Linked DNA regions of Homo sapiens: region 2 is linked to region 1. A link is a contact called in ENCODE Hi-C or POLR2A ChIA-PET data. All regions are on one chromosome and are shown on one strand. Each heading gives the region's core, a stretch centred on a gene start or an enhancer-like site at or near the end of the contact. The rest is flanking DNA. Distances are from core to core; before and after follow the strand shown. Region 1 has its middle 9.9 kb from the start of MIR422A. Region 2 overlaps DAPK2 (death associated protein kinase 2).

Region 1 (6,729 bases), core at 1,283-3,782:
TGGATGCAGATGTTAACCTCCTCAGCCTCAAGAGCCCTCAGACCAGGCTTCAGACTCAAAATTCAATCCCAACTAGCAGTGTGAAGTTGTGACCTCCAGACTTTGACCCCTTCTAAGCACATCCTCCCTTATTGTTGCTGCCGTCTCTATTCATCCTTTTTGTGACATCGCCCCTGCTCTTCAGGCATAGATTTGTTTTGTTTAGAGACAGGGTCTCCCTCTGTCGCCCAGGCTGGAGTGCAGTGGCACAATCATAGCTCACAGCAACCTCAAACTCCTGGGCTCAAGCAATCCTCCCACCTCAGCTTCTCAAGTAGCTAGGACTACAGATATGTGCTACTATGCCTGACTAATTTTTTCATTTTTATTTTTTTGTAGAGATGGGGTCTTGCTGTGTTGCCTAGGTGGGTCTCCAATTCTTGTGCTCAAGCGATCCTCCTGCCTCAGCCTCCCAAAGTTCTGAGATTACAGGAGTGATTCACTGTGTCTGGCCCCAGGCATAGATATTGTTGTGGTAAATAGCAATAGTAATATTAGCAATAGCTGCAGCAGTAATAGTAGCAGTAGCAGCAGCAACTGCAGTAGTATTGGTAGTAACAGTAGTAGCAATGATGGAGATGGTGGTAGGAGTAATAATAGCTACCACTACTATTTACTGAGACTTTCCTGTGTTCTAGGACCTATGCTGAGTGCTTTAACTGCATTATTTTATTTCATCTTCACAACCACCTTGGGCAAGGTGGCCGTAACACTCCCATTTTACAGATGAGACAATGAAGCTCTGAGCTATCACGCAACCTAGCAGAGCTTGGATTTGAATCAGGTCTGTTTGCCTGCAAGACCCATGCTTTTAACTACCATGTTTGCTTCCTTCCTATGGAAAATGTTTTTTGTTTGTTTTTTTGAGACAGAGTCTTGCTCTGTTGCCCAGGCTGGAGTGCAGTGGTACAATCTTGACTCACCGCAACCTCTGCCTCATGGGTTCAGGTGATTCTCGTGCCTCAGCCTCCTGAGTAGCTGGGACTACAGATGCCTGCCACCATGCCCGGTTGATTTTGTATTTTTAGTAGAGATGGGGTTTCACCATGTTGGCCAGGCTGGTCTTGAACTCCTGACCTCAAGTGACCCACCCTCCTGGGCCTCCCAGAGTGCTGAGATTACACGTGTGAGCCACCATGCCTGGCCTTTTTATTTGGTCAGCTACCAGGCTGTTGTGTTGGTTGTCATGGGAATGGATCGTAAGTCCTCTATATTAGTTTCCTGTTTTGAAAATGAATTATGACGAATGTAGTAGCTTAAAACAATACAAGTTTATTATCTTGCAGTTCTGGAGGTCAGAAGCCTGAAAAAAAAATGGGTCTTATGGGGCTAAAAGCAAGGTGTTAGCAGGGCTGCATTCTTTCTGGAGGCCCTAGGGGAGATCCATTCCCTTGCCTTTTCCAGCTTCTGATGTCATCTGCATTCTTTGGCTCATGGCTGCTTCCTCCATTTTTACAAAGAACATCACTCCAACCCCTGCTTCTGTCTTCTTCTCTGCCCTGCCTTTCTTTTATAAGGACTCTAGTGATTGCATTGGGCTCACCTGGCTAATCTGGGATCATCTCCCCATCCCATGATTTCTAATTTAATCACATCTGCAAGACCTCTTTTTGCCATGTAAATTAACATAGGTTCAGGAATTAAGATGTGGACATCTTTGAGGGGCTGTTATTCGATCTACTATACTCACCAAGTGCCAGTTTCCTCAACCAAAAGCCAGGCTATGAGTTGGCCATGGGAGTGAGAAGTGAGACAGGAGGGAAGGCCTACTGAGTGGCACATGCCTACCCTGCCCTCAGATGCTCTCTCACTGGGGTTATGAAACTTGCAGACATGGGGTTGGTCTGCAGAAGGATGTGTCAAGAATAGAGGGCCAGGCTGGGCATGGTAGCTCATGCCTGTAATCTCAACACTTTGGGAGGCTGAGGCGGGCAGATCACTTGAGGTCAGGAGTTCGAGACCAGCCTGGCCAACATGGTGAAACCCTGTCTCTACTAAAAATACCAAAAGAACTAGCCAGGTGTCATGGTGCATGCCTGTAATCCCAGCTACTCAGGAGGCTGAGGCAGGAGAATCACTTGAACCCAGGAAGTAGAGGTTGCAGTGAGCTAAGATGGCCCCACTGCACTCTAGCCTGGGCGACACCAGTGATACGTCTCAAAAAAAAAAAAAAAAAAAAGAAAAGAAAAAGAAAAAAGAAAGAATAGAGGGCCAGAATGAAAGGAGCTAGTTGTTCACCCACAGAATTCAGAGTTGGGCAAAGTTAGAAGCAATGGAGAAGGCATTTAGCAGGCTTTTGTAGGCCACTGTAGGCTTTCCTCACTGCAAGATTTTTGACAGACTGCTAGAATACCTTCTGGAGCAGAAAGCTCACTTCTTCACAAGAGAGCCAAGGCCATTGCTGGCAGCTGTGTTAAAAACTTCTTCCTTAGTTGAAGTCTACTTCCTCAGAAATGCACCCATTGGTCCTATCTCTACAGAGGCTGAACAGCTGCTCCCCCACCCACTGCCTTCCGGAGGTGAGGCTTTCAAGTGTAATGAAATCTTTGAAAGGTGCTTGTACTAAATCAAAGACACCAGCTGCACCCAGGGTGTACCAGCTGCCATCATCCACTGCCACAGGAACAGTGGATCTTCTAGGTGCTTTCAGAGTCCATGAACCAGTGACAATACTAGTCTGGTGCCTGCCACAAACAAACAGGCTCTTTAAAGCAGTGCCCTGGATCAAAGAGCAGAACCAGATCATCCTTGGAAGAAAAGGGCCGAGCAGATTTGGAAACGCGGCCAGATGCCCCAGACTCCTCTCCTTATAGCAGCTGTCAGAATTACAAGAAAGTATCTGTTGATGTCCCTGGTCCCTGTGCCCTGAAAACCTTCCTCCTCACTCTCTGGCCTAGGAGTAGAAATGGTTTCCTGCTGCTGCTGATCTGAGTTGTGTCATACTCTCCAGTGCTTTCTTGATTCTTCCATTGCTTGTGTGATGTCTATTAACATCTTTCTGTTTTAAATACTCAAAGTAGTATTCGTTTTCAGACTAGACATTACTCATGTAGGCTATGTTACCTGTATTACATTACCTATATATGTTACCTTCAGCTGTCATGCTTCAAGCACCCCCTTGCTGTTCTACAAGTGCTAAATTTCCTCCTTTAGACTAGCTATTCATTTTCCCATTTAACAGCCTTGGTAACTGATTTAGAAAAAATCTCTCTCTCTCTTTTTTTTAAAGAATCTCTGAAAAGGAAGATACAGGTCTGTGTGATCCACAAAGATCAAGAGTAGGGTCCAGGCCAGGTGCAGTGGCTTATGCCTGTGAACCCAGCACTCTGGGAGGCTGAGACAGGTGGATCACCTGGGGTCAAGAGTTTGAGACCAGCCTGGCCAACATGGTAAAACCCTGTCTCTACTAAAAATACAAAAATTAGTGGCTTGTGCCTATAGTCCCAGCTGCTTGGGAGGCTGAGGCAGGAGAATTGCTTGAACCTGGGAGGCAGAGGTTGCAGTGAGCCAAGATTGCACCACTGCACTCCAGCCTGGGCACAGAGTGAGACTGTCTCAAAGAAAAACAAAAAGTGGGGTCCAGTACCCCTCAATTCAACAAATATTCACTTGGTTCCCAGCATTCATTCATTCATTCGACAAATATCTATTGAGCACTGCTATTTTTCAAGCACTGTTGTAATTGGAGGGATACAGCAGTGAACAAGACAAAGTCTTTGCCTTAATGGAGTTTATATTTAAGTGGGAAGAGACGGACAATGAACAAATAACAAATAAATCTACAGTATATCAGACTGTGATAAGAGCTACAGAGAAAATACAAAGCTGGGTAAAGGAGTGAAGAGTGCCCAGATAGACATTGCTGGGATCGCTTGAGGTCAAGAGTTCAAGACCAGCCTGGGCAACATGGTTAAACCCAGTCTCTACTAAAAATACAAAAATTAACTGGGCATGGTGGTATGTGCCTGTAGTCCCAGCTACTTGGGAGGCTGAGGCATGAGAATCGCTTGAACCTGGGAGGCAGAGATTGCAGGGAGCCGAGATTGGGCCACTGCGCTCTAGCCTGGGTGGCAGAGCAAGACCCTATCTCAAAAAAAAAAAAAAAAAGTGAGTATAAACAAATGGGGAGGTTTGTGGACTGAACTCTGAACATTCCTGTGTTCAGAGGTTAGGAAATTATGGAAGAACCAGGAGAGGGGACTGAAGAGACAGGGTGTGTGTATGTGTGTGTGTGTGTATGTGTGTGTGTAGCAAGGAGAGAGGAGAGACTGTGAATGATCCTTGGGTAACTGCAGTCCATGTCTGTCTGTATGTCTTGTACCTCTGAGTTTGTGTAGCAGAGGACAGCCACATGGACTTTGAGTCTGCAAGCAAAGTTCCAGGCATGCAGTGAAAGTTCAGTGACCTCCCCAAAAAGGGTCCATAAACTCAGTTCATGGGTCTCTCCAAGAAGCCCCTACAACTTGAGTTCAATGCAGTCCTCAAGAATGTCCTGTTGGACCTGAGTTTATCAGCCTCCCCAGACAGCCTCACAGTTAGAGTCAGTACATTTCCTAAGAACCCCCTGCCTGAATTCAGTGAGCCCCTGCAGCCTAAATTTCGCACATTTCCCAGAAAGGTCCCACAGCCTCAGTTCAGTCACTTCGCTAGGGTGTCCTTAGAATCTGAGTTCTGAGCACTTCTCAAAGGTTCCTGCAGCCCGAGTTCAAAGCATTTTGACCTCCCTGCAGGCTGATTCCCTCTATGTCCTACCCCCAGGAAACCCCTGTGCCTCTAGTCCCCATCACTCCAGGCTCACCCTCAGGCTCTAAGTTACCAAGGCCCAAGGCCAGGAAGGCATGTGAAGCCAGGAGTCTTTTACTTCAGGGAAGAAAGGACACTAGGTCTCTCTCTCTCTCTCTCTCTGTCTCTCTCTCCTGCTTACTCTGACAAAGGCCTCTGCCCCTTGCTGGCAGCCTAGTGTCCCCATCTGCCAAGCCCCTAGGAGACCCTCAGTGGTGGCCACAGGTAGATCAGGGTGCAGACTCAGGATGGTGAGAAAGAAGGATCCCAGGAGAGAAGGGGGCTGAGTCTCCCTGGCAGCTCTGTCTTTCTCCCATTTTTCTCTTTCTCTCACCTCTGCTGGTAGCAACACCCAGGTCATGCACCCTGAATGGACTCTACAGTGAATGGGAGGAGCAAAGGGAAAGGGAAGGCATAGAAGGCCAAGGGAGTCCTAAGCTAGGCCAGCATCTTGGCAAGGAGCTGGCAGAGCTCCCCAATGTTAGAGAGCTCAACACCACTCCCCTTGGGAGAATCTCTGATGTTAGAGGGCTCTTCGATACCCCCCAACCCTCAGGAAAAAATGTTTGGGGCTGGGCGTGCCAAGGGCTCTGGTCCTCAGTCTGCTGCAGAGAGTAGAAAAACATTTATTCAAAACTATTCTCTAACCCCCTCAATGCCAAAAAAGTTTATCCTGATATCAACAGGGACTCTTTGCAGGGTTTTAAGCAGGTGAGGGGAACGTCATGCTGGGGTTGTAGAAAGCATCCGCCAGCTGGTGCCCCAGGGAATGGGAGAGCAAAAGCAGAAAGACCAGTGAGGACTTTGTTGCACTCGTCCTAGCAAGAGATGAGGGGGACTTAGGCTAGGGGAGCAGCAACGTTGTTGGAGGATGTAGAAGTATGTGAGAGAATGTTTTCATTTTATTCTTTTTATAAGATGGGTCTCGCTATGTTCTATAGGCTGGCCTTGAACTCCTGGGATTAAGTAATCCTCTTGCCTCAGCCTCTGGAGTAGCTGGGACTACAAGTATGCATCACCATGCCAGGAAAGAGAATGTTTAAAGGGCAAAATGGACAGGTCTTGGAGATGGTTTTGGTATGTGGGAGAAGGCAAGAATTCATTCAATGCCAGGTGTGGTTGCTCATGCCTGTAATCCCAGCACATTGGGAGGCTGAGGTGGGAGGATCAGTTGAGGCCGGGAGTTCAAGACCAGCCTGGGCAACATAGTGAGACGCCATCTCTATTTAAAAAAAAAAAAAGATTTTCATTCAACAAATACTTATTAGGCACCTCCTAAGCCAGTTCCACGTGCTTGGAATATAGGCTTTAAACAAGTAAGAAAAAAATCCCTGCCCCGTGAGTTCACATTCCAGAGAGTGACTCCCAGGTTTCTGCTTCTTATGACTGGGTAGATGATGGTGTGTGTCACTGAGATAGGGACATGGAAAGAGAAGCTGGTTTGGAAGGGGAGGGGTGCTGAGGTCCATTAGACATGGTTCGCTTGAGGTGCCTGTGGGATGACCAGGGAGGCTGGCCAGGCAGGACTTGTGGCTGGAGCTCAGATGAGAGGTCTGGCCTGGCAGGAGGTAGAAATTTGGTAGTGGCCACACATGGATGGTTCTGAATTTAAGGGAGATGGGAGACTGACCAGGCAAGCAAGTGCAGTCCAAAGACAGACCAGACTCTGAGGAAACAGATGGTGGCCTAGCTTAGGGCTCCCTTGGCCTTCTATGCCCTCCCTTTAGGGAAGGGAGGAGTGAGGGAAGCAGAGGGGTGATGAGAATTGGGAGAACCAGGAGAGTGGGGTGCCATTGAGCCACTAGGAAAGCCAGTACAGCCCCGAGAGAGGGATCCATTAGATTTGCTCACCAGGCCACTCAGTGACGCCGATGGGGGCAGGTAGTATCAAAGGAATGATGGGATTGG
Region 2 (6,729 bases), core at 1,178-3,677, 150 kb after region 1:
TCTCCATCCTCCAAGAGCCAGTAGGAAACCTCTCCTGCCTCCTGATCTCCCAGCCTCAGAGAAAGTCAATGCTGGGAAGGCAGGCACAGGTCCCCTCCTGGAGGGGGACAGGCTTACTCTGCACAGGAGTTTCCCAAAATCCCCTTGGATAGCTCTGTGATGCTTCTCCTAACAGTTACCTGATGCCTGCAGTTTGTTTAACTATAAAATTCTGCATAAGGGACTGAGAGTCCGACTTTTTTGGCACATCAAATAGCTTGGAGCATACAACTATGTTTGCTGTGTGCCATTTAGCACTAAATGTCAAGACGATACAGTCCAAATGTTCATCATCTAGTGAATAGATGAACAAAAGGTGGTGTAGCCATACAACTGGATATTATTTGGCAATTAAAAGGAAAAAAGTACTGATCCATGCTATATCATGGATGGACCTTGAAAATACTATGCTAAGTGAAAGAAGCCAGTCACAAAGGACCGCATGTTGTATGATTGCACTTTTACAAAATGTCTAGAACAGGCAAATCCACAGACAGAAGGAAGATTAGTGGTTGCCTAGGGCTAGTGGGTTTGGGAGAAGCAGAGAGTGACTGCTAATGGGTAAGGGGGTTTTTTGGTAATGAAATGTTCTAAAATTGATGATGATGATGGTCACACAACTCTGAATACATTAAAGCCATTTAATGGCTTTAATACACTATATGCGAATGTACTAATGGCTTTAGGACACTATAAATGGGTGAATTGTATATAAATTATATCTGTTTTTTTAAAAAAGAACCATAAAAATACTCACATGCTTTCACCAGGTGATATCAACTCTACCCTATATGCAGGTTCTTTATGAAGCACTTTTCATATATTGGCCTCAGACAGTATCTCAACACCCTGCACAGTCAGTGCTCTCCCCATTATAGAGATCAGGAAGTTGAGACTCACAGAGTTACAGTCACAGAGCCAATTTGCCACAGATCTAGAACTTAAAGTCAGATTATCTGAGTCCAGGTGCATTGTATTCTGGGAATTTGGCCTCTAGAGAGACTTCAAATGAAAGAACATAGTTTCATAGACAAGAAAAAGCTGGAAACAAGCTAAGCATTCTCCACTAAGGAACAGCTTTGGCAATCAGATGTTCTGGATGCAATAGACAATTATATAAACATTAAAATAGCAAGTATGAACATCATAAGGGACATGTTTATAAAATAATAAGTGAACATGCACAAATGATATGTATGGTTTGATTCAATTTTTGTATTAGAGAACACAGATGCAAAAGTGCATGAGGATAACAAATAGTTGAGTGAAACTTTTCCTTTTAAAATTTCCTGTGTTTTAAAAGTAAGAAAATGAGAAGAAACACCTGCATAGACATCCCTAACCAACAGAGCAGTGCACTGCTGTCATCCAATCAAGGGTGTACTTGAGGGACAGGCCACAGAGCTGCAGCATCACCAAGGGCCTTACAGATGACAGGGGAGGAAAGGGTAGGATCCCCTTTTCAGTCTGCAAACATAAGACCTCTTTGTTTAAAGGAGGCATAGGAAAGTTGGCCAGAATTTATTGTCACAGCTGATCCTTCCCTCAAGGTGTCCTGGACATGAGGCCCTCCTCTATTTTCACCTCCTGTGCATACCTCCATCATGGGATTCAGCCCATTTTACTGAAATTCTCTATATATTATTCTCCCTTAGTAGACTGTAATTGTCCAGCCTTGTACCCCCAGGCACCAACTACAGTGGATACACAGTAGATCTGCAGTGCATGTTTTCTGAATGGACTTGGGCTAGTATCTCTTCATTACCTGCCATCCTCCTGAGCTAGACTTTTACAGACCAACACTTAGTACAGCTTCCTGATCAGTGTTGCTGTCTTCAGCCCTCCACCCACACACCCAATCCACACCCCACATTCCCCAGTATATTGTCCTACAACGCAGACATCATCATGTTCTCTGCTCAAGATTATTTTCTCCTTCCCATCAAGCCTGAGCTCCTTGGCCAGGCCCCAGGGGCCTTTCACCACCTAGCCTCATTCTACTTGCCCAAATGTACTCTGCTTCCCAGCAGACACACCCCAACACACTCATTTCCACCTCTGGGTTTCTGCTAGCCCTATTTGCCTAAACTAGGAGGTCGTCTGCCTACCCAAATGCTACTCCTGTTTTAAGTTCAAGTTCCAGCTCCTCCTGGAAGTCTTCCCTGACCATGCCACCCCCCAGGAATCCTCACCTTGGAATATGTTAGCTCCTAAAGTTCAGTACACTTAATTGTCTCTTTATGCTCATTTCTTTACTGTGTTTGCCTTTCCCCCCGCCCCTAAATTAGGTTAATCTGTTAAGGGCAGGGCAATGTCTTACACTTCATCTGTGTGACCCACCACACCCACTGTAAGAGAGGCACCTTACAGCAGCTCAAGACTTCGAGGTGGTTAGCACTAAAAATCTGAAACACAGTCATGATGAGTAACGACAAAAGCAGTTTCCAGTGGCACAAAGGCTTGTTCTAGGCAGCCAGCACAGTTGGGCTGTGGGTAAGAGGGTTTGTCAAAGGGCCTTAGAATTGTAAACCTATGCCACTGAAACAAACTGAGTTCTCTGTAGCACCTGATGGTATAAACCAGTGTTTCTCAAAGTGTGACCCGAGACCAGTAAGATCAGGATCATCTGGGAACCTGTCAGAAATGCAAATTATCAGGCCCTAAGCTCAGACCCACAGAGTCAGGAACTCTGGGGGTGGGGCCCAGCATCTGTGGTTTGATAAGCCCTCTGAGGATTCTAATGCCCACCAAAGTTTGAGAACCACGAGTTCTCACGCAACAGGAATATCCTGGTATGCCAGAAGGTTCAGTTTCTTCTATCTCTAAAGACGGCCTATAAATATCATTTTTAACTTATGTCTTTCTGTTTACTACTACTCTCAATAACAATAGTAATAATATAACAACAGTATTGACTGCTTAGTGTCCTCTGCCAACTTTCCCAACTACAGTTTTCAGGAGCAAGAAGTTATCAGCATAGGTATAGGCATGGGGATCCGCATTCTTGGCTTTTTCAATGTGATGATGATCCCTACATTTGTCTCTCAGCCTCAAACCAGTTATTTCTCATCACTCCCAAATCCCAGCTGACCACTTCAGGCAAAGTCCCCACCCGCCTGCCTTAATGTCTTGATTTTCAGAGTTGGCACTTTAATTGTTCTGAGCCCCTACTGCAGTTTTGGTCTCTCATTTGTCTACCCATCCCCACTTCGGAAAACAATGGGTCAGTCTGCTACCAGCTTGGGTTTTATCCCATTCATGAAGACAAGCTTCCCATGGACTCATTCTTCAGCACCTGTCCCAGCTCTGCATGTCAGTGGGTGGGGTGGGTTTGTGTGTAGAACAGCAGCCGAGCTTCCTGTAATCTTGTTTATAAACTGTTGATGCATGTCCTGACCGCATCACAAGAGGGTTCACAGGGAAGCCGTCAGTCTTGGGGCAGAATCTGCAGGGCACCAGCAACCCCATGTGGAGGTGGCTGACTCATTCTGTGGTCTCCTGTCTGGGGACATAGCAACAACACAGACCCAGAGCTACTTGGCAGAGGGCCCCACTCATGGTAGGCACCCAATCTGAACCCTCCAGATTAGCATAAAGGCAGGACAATGGAACAGATAAAGCCATATGCAAAGGATCAGGATCAACAGCTCAGGTTGGAGTGGAAAAAACACAGGTGGAGGATTGGCTGTGCTTGTGGCTTTGCACCCCCAACTACGTGACTTCTGGCACCAAGTCACCTCTTGCCTGTGAGCCTCTTTTCCCTAAAAGTTAGAGAGTAAAGATGATCTCAAGCTGGGCACAGTGGCTCACACCTGTAATCCCAGCATTTTAGGAGGCCGAGGTGGGTGGATCACTGGAGGTCAGGAGTTCCAGACCAGCCTGGCCAACATGATGAAACCCCATCTCTAACTAAAAATACAAAAATTAGCCAGGCATGGTGGCGGGCACCTGTAATCCAAGCTACTCAGGAGGCTGAGGCAGGAGAATCGCTTAAACCCAGGAGGCGGAAGCTGCAGTGAGCCTAGACTCAAAACACTCAAGTGTTTGTGGAAGTGTTTAGGAGAAAAACAACGCTACAGCCTTATACACTCCAGGTTGATGCTTGGATAATGAAAATGTTCTATATCTGTGCTGTCTAATGTGGTAGCTGCTAGCCACGTGTGGCTACTGAACACTCGAAATGTGGATAGTACAACTGAGAAACTAATTTGCAATTTTACTTATTTTTAATTACATTTAAATTTAAGCAGTCAGATGTTGTTGGTGACTACCACATTGGACAATGCAGCTCTAACTGAATTCATGAAATGCAAGTCCTTGAGAACTCTGTCTCCATATAGTAAGTGAAAAAATAAAACTGCTCCTCCAGTTTGCACATGCTTTACTCTAAGTGGGAGAAATTCCAAGGACCACTTAAAGAAGTCCCAGGAAGCAAAACCCCTCTTCTTGGGCCCTCAGCCCAGCTTGGCCACCAGCCACCTTCATGGAAAGTAATGAGTCTTTTCCAGCCCCCCAGCCTTGATCTCTCTGTGTGTCAGTTCCTTCCGTAAAGTGCAGACCAGCCACTCTGATTTCCTCACACAGTTGCAAGAACACACTGCAAAGCTGTACCATAAGGAATCTTAAAAGTCCTGGCAAACATACATTACTGACTGTCACTACCCCTCACTGCTGCAGCAACCTTCCTGAAGCCTCAATACATGACCCATTAACCACTGAGAGGCTGGAAAGAGGTGACCATACTGCGGGATGGGAGAACATCCACTGATTTATCAAACATTCAGTAAAATAGTCTACGTGGCTTATATGCCACATGCATTCAAGAAATGTGATAAATCGATGCACTAACAATTCCATTTTCCAGAATTTATCTGACAATTTTACCAGTACAAGGGTGACACAAGAGTTTGTCTTGTTTACAGTTAAATCCTTAGTGCCTAGAACCATACTTGGCAGACAGCAGATGAGTAAATGAGGTATGCAGATGTATGTAAAAAGATGCGCATTTCAGCAACAACCTAAATGTCTATCAAGACGGTACTGCTTAAATTAATTATGGTCCATCCATAACAGGTGGTCTATGCAGCTTTTAAAAAGATACACATACCTGATCTGGGAAAATACACAAGATTAAAATACAAAGTTACAGAACAACATTCTGATCCCATCTGTGTATATAGTCTGTTCTACCTTTTTGAAAATATAGACTATGCATATGTATGTTCATATATGCATTGACAATTTCTGGAAGGATATACAAGAAACTTAATGATCACTTATGAGGAATAGGACTAGAGAGGTTCAGGAGGATGGTGGGAGGGAACTTTTAAATGCACTATTTGATTTTGTTATTAACTGATTTTCTTTCTTAACTATACAAGTTAAACATGATCATGTTAAGCATTCTATCTGGGGCACTGCATAGCCAATGAATATATTTATATAGGGAATGACTGTAAAATGTTTACACTACAACATAAATAGGGAAATGGGATATAAATTGTATCTTCGATATGATCATAATGTCAAACAGACAAGAAAGAATTCACAGAAGCAAAACTATGTCAGTCCCTACTAGCCTAGTCCCTGAAAGGAGGCCTGAGACCCCTGCCACCCCAGACCCCCAGACAACCCATAAGGTGGCAACCAAATCATTAAAGAGCCGACTCATTTCACGGTGCATGTGCACAAAGCAGTCACAATAACATTTTGGTTGTTCTGTAAAATGAGACCAGTCTAACTCCCTTGTTCTGCATGGGATTATGGAAATGGGGTAACCTGCCATTATCTTTATACAAGGGTTAAGATCTTGTTCTTCATTACTGAGATTTTAAGCTGGGAGGCTGCAAGTCACAAGACATTAAGTGAATGTGGGCAGTCTTAAGAGGCCAGGAACTAACAGCTTAAACTACACTACGTGCCTTTAAGACTTAGTAATTGGGCAGAAAAGTGAAACCAGGAGAGAAGCTTTCAACAGCTATGTCTCTGATTACCTTGCATTCAGTCCTATGGAAGCAAATACCTTAAGAAAACATGAGGAGAAGGGGCAAGAACTTTAAAAGTAGAAAAACCTAAGGGCTAGAAAGGCCCTGAGATACCATCTAGCCTAACCCTCACATTGCCAGAGAAGGAACTGAGCGCCAGATAAGAATGCATTCCTTCTAAAATGATTGCAGACCTGGGAAGGAGGGTGCTATTAAGTGAACAGAGTTATAGGTTTCCTGGCAGCGGTGACTGAGAAAGCAAGCTGGATTTGAGAAATTATTCATTCTGGAAAACTACAGTTGGCCTCATATCACATCAAAGCCAGAGGAAACATGGGACCAGTCCCTGTAAGTGGTCCAGCCTCACATGAATAAATCATGATGCCATTATGAGCAGATAGAAATCTCCTGCTTCAGGACTAATTAGTCATTTCACTTAGAAAATGGGAGAGGCCCCAACCTTCTCTGGGTGTGGCTGGCAGCTGTGCCAGAAAGAAACACCTTCTAGCCAGGGTTCTGGCCAGGAGGCTAGGCTGCCAGAGGCCTTGCTGAGGTTGCACCAACACAGGTCAAGTGTTTATCTACTTGGTTTTCCTCTAACTAGGCTCCCAGATGGACTTCACCTACCCACGGAGAACCTGATCCTTGGGAAATGGGGTTATCACAGAGAATGCTTTACAGGGAAAAGCATGGTCCATCCTGCAGT

Evidence for each region. A loop is a pair of places that touch in the nucleus more often than their neighbours do. ChIA-PET counts read pairs that join two places held with the same protein, here RNA polymerase II (POLR2A). Pooled maps may share reads with other maps.
Region 2: a map of naive thymus-derived CD4-positive, alpha-beta T cell shows a loop between it and region 1 (7-fold over the local background). The contact joins two enhancer-like sites. A Hi-C loop is called at or near these places in 1 of 168 maps with a recorded cell type or tissue (naive thymus-derived CD4-positive, alpha-beta T cell) and 7 of 50 pooled maps. POLR2A ChIA-PET finds 5 or more read pairs at or near these places in 9 of 52 experiments (CD4-positive, alpha-beta T cell, CD4-positive, alpha-beta memory T cell, CD8-positive, alpha-beta T cell and 6 more).

What each region holds. Positions count from the first base shown.
Region 1 is chr15:63,857,784-63,864,512 of GRCh38, forward strand. No RefSeq gene overlaps it. Among named protein-coding and RNA genes, the nearest start is that of MIR422A, 9.9 kb to the right of the region's middle. RefSeq lists an enhancer at 2,678-2,737. Within about 2 kb of position 2,533, at least 8 of the 41 ENCODE cell types and tissues checked have a DNase peak (open chromatin) inside an H3K27ac peak, as active enhancers do; they include CD4-positive, alpha-beta T cell and CD8-positive, alpha-beta T cell, where a contact is called at or near this core.
Region 2 is chr15:64,007,449-64,014,177 of GRCh38, forward strand. All of the region lies in intron 2 of DAPK2 (death associated protein kinase 2), which reads right to left. Among named protein-coding and RNA genes, the nearest start is that of DAPK2, 36 kb to the right of the region's middle. RefSeq lists a silencer at 2,314-2,373 and enhancers at 2,744-2,833, 3,691-3,740. Within about 2 kb of position 2,428, at least 16 of the 41 ENCODE cell types and tissues checked have a DNase peak (open chromatin) inside an H3K27ac peak, as active enhancers do; they include CD4-positive, alpha-beta T cell and CD8-positive, alpha-beta T cell, where a contact is called at or near this core.